Linked DNA regions of Homo sapiens: region 1 is linked to region 2. The links are chromatin loops, found by intact Hi-C in ENCODE. Cell type or tissue: IMR-90. All regions are shown on one strand. Each heading gives the region's core, and the rest is flanking DNA. Links, peaks and the distances in the headings are about the cores only.

Region 1 (2,921 bases), core at 188-2,687, 72 kb before region 2:
TTACTACCTCAGGAAAAGAAAAAGACACACTGATAAATTGTGTGTCACAATGACTGTGGCCGGTTCCACTGACTACCATGCTTCAGATTCTGCCACTTTTTTGACAGGTGTAATGTGTTCCCTGTCTGCGTTGTTGGGATTTTATTGGTGGGACTATTATAACTTGGTGTGGGGGAGGGTGCCATTTCTCCTCTTTCTTCTGTTTCATTCCAGCATGAGAGTTCGTGCACAGAGGCAATAGTTGAATCCATAGATTCAATGACTTGCCCAGAAGGAGCACACAGCAGGGAATGGCAAACTTTCTGCAAAGGACCAGAGAGTAAATATTTTTGGTTTTGTGAGACATAGAATTTCTGTCACATCTAGTCAGTCCTGCCATTGTAAGGCAAGAGCAGCCACAGCCAATACACAAACAAATGAGTGTGACTGTGTCCCAGTAAAACTTCTTTAATGGACACAAATTTGAATTTCATATAATTTTCCCATGTCACAAAACATTATCATTTATTCTTTGATTCTTTTCTGTAAAAACCATTATTAGCTCATAGGCTATAGAAAAGCAGGTGAGGGGGTCTGATTTGGCCCACAGGCAGTAATTTACCCATACCTGTTCTAGTGGAAAGAGAATAATCTCAGTGTGTGATCAGTGTGTGAATATCATCTGTGTCACCTACCAGTCAGGTCCATGGGAACTAATCTAATATATTTGGGCCTTTATTTTCTTATCTGAAAATGGAAATAATAAGTTTGACCTTACCTGATAGTTATAAAGAGGTTAAATGAGACTAGCAATACAAGTAAGGTATTTTCTAGGAATAAAAGAGGCTGATGTGCTGGCTGGAGGTGAGCTGAAGGAACACACTGGTGGGAGGAAGGACAAAGACATCAGGAAACACCGTTCCTTGCCTGCAATGTAACAGTTGCTTACCTAATGACAGCTGTTATTCTTCTTCTTCTTACTATTATTCAAAGAATAATAGAGAAAGAGAAGTAACAAGTAACAACAGATTCAGAGGAAGGAAAAGAAAGAAGAGCTAGAAAAATAAAGTAAGAAATAGTGACAGAGAGAGGAGGAAACAGCCATGAGAGCCTATTGTTCCAAAATCTTCCCCTTGCTCTGATCTCCCTCCCAAACCTCAGAAATGGGTTTTCCAATGCCCTCGATATATTCACCACTGTATCCTGCTGGCATCTCAAATTGAGCATGACCCAAGTGAATTTATCTCCCTCTAATCTTAACTTTCCTTTTCTCCAACAGTTTCCATTTCTATTAATAATAACCTCCAAGCTTCAAACAGCTAGGTCGTATTTGATTCCTCTTTCATTTTTACTCCTAGTCTTTTTGAGTTTACTTTGAAATGTTTCTAAGGTCCATATTCTCCTAGTCTTGACACTCACAATGTCTCCTTAGACTCTCTTGGTAATCTGCTGTCCATGGCAACCCTGCCATCCAGCTCTCAACATCCTAATTTCACCTCCAATACATCTTACCTACAGTTTACCCATAGGGGATTGTCCCAGTCAGAACTAAGGCACTGTGCTGTGTCCCCATCACTGCAGAATATGCCCTCCTTAATCAGAGGATCTGATCCTCCAGGATCTGCCCCAATAGCCAATCTGATGTGATTTCCAACAAAACTCCTAACTACTCCATCTGTACCTCAATTCCTTGGTATCTGCTGTTTCCTCCATCTGGAATGCCCTCTTAATTGTATTTCTAAATCCTGGGAATTCCTCAAGGCCTAATGTAAACACTTCCTTGCCCAGCAAGCCTTCAGCTGAAAGTGATTATTGCCTCCTGTGAATGTCTACAGCGTTTGTTTATCTGTATTTCTTTCCTGTCAGTCATCATTTGCTATCTTTGTGTTAAGTGTGCATATGTTTTATCATTTGTAAAAGACCAGTGGTTGTCAAATGGAGACAATTTTGTCCCCCAGGGAATATTTAGTAAGGTCTGAAGATGGTTTTGGTTGCTACAACTCAAGACGGGGGGTACTACTGGCAGCCGGTAGGTAGAGGCGAGGGTAGCTGCTAAAGATCCTACAATGCACAGAAACCCCCCACAACAAAGAAATGACAACAGTGTGAGGTTGAGAAACCCTGGACCAGACTCTAGGTCAGCAGGCCCCAACGTTTTGGCACCAGGGACCAGTTTCATCAAAGACAATTTTTCCACAGACCAGGAAGCGGGGGATGGTTTCAGGATGATTCAAGTGCATTACATTTGTTGTGCACTTTATTTCTATTATTATTATAGTGTAATATATAATGAAATAATTATACAACTCACCGCAATGTAGAGTCAGTGAGACCCCTGAGCTTGTTTTTCTGCAACTAGACGGTCCCATCTGGTGGGTGATGGGAGACAGTGGCAGATCATCAGGTGCTAGATTATCATAAGGAGTGTGCAATCTAGAACCCCCGCACGCACAGTTTACAATAGGGTTCGTGCTTCTATGAAAATCTAGTGCCACCGCTGATCTGATGGGAGGCAGAGCTCAGGCAGTAATGCGAACCATGGGGAGCAGCTGTAAATACAGATGAAGCTTTGCTTGCTTGCCCACTGCTCACCGCCTGCTGTGAGCCCCAGTCCCTAACAGGCCACAGACCTGCACCCATCCACAGCCCAGGGATTGGGGACCTCTGCTCTAAGCTATTGAAGAAAGGCGTCCATAACCGATTCCCTTGTGTTTCCTACAGTTCCTAACTCAGTCCTACATATGGTCATTGACGAATACATATTTGTTGAATTAATGAAACAATAAGAATTTTTAAAGAAAACATACAGTCCTGAGGGATAACACATCCTATCCGTTTCCAGTGGTATATGGGTGTATGTGTACAGTATATCTTCTTCATTGCAGATGAGGAGCCAGGGCTTTCCAATATCTGCACATTTTCATCATCTCGCTTGGTGCAGA
Region 2 (2,921 bases), core at 300-2,799:
TTTTGATTTTACAGGCTCATAAGCAGAAGGGACTTGACTTGTCTCAGATAAGACTTTGGACTGTTGACTTTTGAGTTAATGCTGAAATGAGTTAAGGCTTTGGGGGACTGTTGGGAAGGCATGATTGTTTTGAAGTGTGAGGACATGAAATTTGGGAGGGGTCAGGAGTGGGATGATATGGTTTGGCTGTGTCTCCACCTAAATCTCATCTTGAATTCCCATGAGTTGTGGGAGGGATGTGGTGGGAGGTAGTTGAATCATGGGGGCAAGTCTTTCTCATGCTGTTCTCGTGACAGTGAATAAGCCTCATGAGATCTGATGGTTTTAAAAAGAGGAGTTCCCTGCACAAGCTCCCTCTGTCTGCCTGCTGCCATCCACATAAGATGTGACTTGCTACTCCTTGCCTTCCTCCATGATTGCGAGGCCTCCCCAGCCATGTGCATCTGTAAGTCCATTAAACCTCTTTTCTTCCCAGTCTTGGGTATGTCTTTATCAGCAGTGTGAAAATGGACTAATACAAACAGCATCCTTACAACCTCATTTAACCTTAATTACTTCCCTAAAGGCCCTATCTCCAAATACAGACACATTGGGGGTTAGGCTTCAACATATGAGTTCTGGGAAAACACAATGCAGTCAAAACATCATGCAACCTAACCTGTTCACATATTCTGAGGATAAGGACATGGACATCTTTGGCCAAGCCATTGTTCTGTCTGCTGTGATGCTGTACTTTGAATTGCAAACCCCTGATGGTGATATGCTCGAGGTCAAATGAGGGAATCATGGTAAGTCTGAGCTCAGACTGGGTGAGCAGGAGGAGGAGAAAGACACTGTGTAGGACAGCTGCTCTTTTGCCTTTTTTCCCAAAGTGGTTATAATAGAAGCTTGGGCCACTTCCAAACAGAGAGCCAACCTTCCTCTCTGGCACTGGTTCACAGAATAGCAACATGAGCGCTTAATCAGAGTAAAAGGTGGAAGTGGCCATGGTGTCAGGGCCTCTAAACCATGGGATTATCAAAATAGCAGCACTGTGGTGGCTCGCAGGTGCCCAGAAGTTAATCTGAACACTATTAAATAGTGTGTGCTAAGCAGATCCTGGTCAGGGGCCTGGGAGTCAAGTACTCCATCCTTGGTTTTAAAATTCTCATTTCAAAATATCAGGATGCATGGATCAGACAAGAAATAAGCGCAATGTACTATTTATTGTAAGGGAGCATGTCTTGAAAAAAGTCCAGAGAGAAGCTGATTCCCAGAGTGGGAAAAACCTCTCATCTTTATGTTCCCTTTTTATCATTCATGAAGGTCACTGGGCTAATCAGCCCATTACTCATCATTTGTGCGTCAGGACACACAAGAATGTAGCCATCTTGATAAAAGGCCTCACTGCTCTCAAAAGGAAATAATTAGCCTAGAGGGTAAGAGACTTGCAGATTCCAAACCTAAAAGGAGATAGGGAGTATCTGAAATAGGAAAACAACTCAACTGCAGCTCCCTTCTACCTTGTCATCCCAGGGAGGCCACCTCTTACTGCTGGCCAGAGGGCTTGTTAATGATGTTTACCCAGAAGTAGCTACCATTCTGATATCACCCAAAAGATCAAGCACTGAAAGTATAAAAGAAAGGAGACTAAGATGATTAAGAAATACTTGCTGTCCTTTTCCCATACCACTGAAGGCATACACACATATGGACAAATATCACATTAAAGAACAAATTAGTAAATTATACTATGGCCGAGTGTGACAGCTCATGCCTATAATCCCAGTACTTTGGGAGGCTGAGGCAGGCGGATCACTTGAGGTCAAGAGTTTGAGACCAGCCTTGCCAACATGGTGAAACTCCGTCTCTACTAAAAGTACAAAAATCAGCCGGACATGTTGCCACATGCTTATAGTCCAAGCTACTTGGGAGGTTGAGCCAGGAGAATCGCTTAAACTCGGGAGGTGGAGGTTGCAGTGAGCCGAGGTCTTGCCACTGCACTCCAGAATGGGTGACAGAGCGAGACTCCATCTCAATAATAATAATAATAATAATAATAATAATAATAATAGGAAGAAGAAGAAGAAGAAGAAGAAGAAGAAGAAGAAGATACAAAAGCATCTGTGCTCTTCATATTATACAGGTTTGTAAAGGAAAAACCCAACAACCTATACATTAACTGAGATCTAGTCTCAGCCATATCCTGAAAACAATGTCCATGTGTCAAGACAAGAATTGAAGCAATGCACACTGAAATAGAAGTCTATTATTCAACCACTAAACTGCCCCTTCCTATGCCTATGGAATTTGCTAATTAGCAATAAGACATTGTTAATCAATTATAGCGTTGTTTTCTGCTGAACCCTGAGGAAACTGCATAATCCTAAGGCAGGGTTCTAGGCAGCCACTACCAAGCATTCAAGGTTGGCACTAGAAATGATACCTATTTGCCTTCCTGGCATATAACATTTCTAATTTCTCCCTCTCCACTGGCTTCTTCTTTACTTCCTCCAACACACATAAGCCTTTATATTCAATAACAAACAGTTGTGGAATGCCTACTGCATGCCAGTGCTGTTTAAGGCAATAGGAAATACAGAGGTAACAAGAACTAGCATAATGTAACTTACACTTATTGAGGGAGACAGACAATAAACAATCATTAAACAGATAAATAAGGTTTTTCCAGACACTGATCAGTGTCTTTTGTAAGACACTTAAAAAAAAAATAAACAGGGTAACGTGACAGAGAAGGACTAGGGGTGGGGGAAATGGGCACTGGTAGAGTGGCCAAGGAAGTACTATCTAAGCAGATAGTGTCAGATCTAAGTGATAAACAGTAAGACACCAACCACACAAGGAGAGAGCGCAGAGGGGTTTCAGCAGAGGGAGCAGGAAGTACTAATGTCCTGAGGCAGGAATGAGACAGACATTCAGGA

Evidence for each region. A loop is a pair of places that touch in the nucleus more often than their neighbours do. Peaks named below come from ENCODE experiments on the same cell type or tissue, not always from the same donor. Only the 100,000 strongest peaks of a DNase experiment are listed, where the experiment ranks them.
Region 1: a loop joins it to region 2, with 5 times the contacts of the local background. A loop is called at or near these places in 1 of 110 quality-filtered maps.

What each region holds. Positions count from the first base shown.
Region 1 is chr12:67,741,481-67,744,401 of GRCh38, reverse strand. No RefSeq gene overlaps it. Among named protein-coding and RNA genes, the nearest start is that of LINC02421, 13 kb to the right of the region's middle. In IMR-90, for the core only: no CTCF peak of the experiment used is centred there; no DNase peak of the experiment used is centred there.
Region 2 is chr12:67,670,053-67,672,973 of GRCh38, reverse strand. LOC105369816 (a long non-coding RNA gene) reads right to left here and starts at 2,054. Exons shown (of 3, transcript XR_945052.3): 1 at 1-2,054. In IMR-90, for the core only: no CTCF peak of the experiment used is centred there; a DNase peak (open chromatin) is centred at 1,333.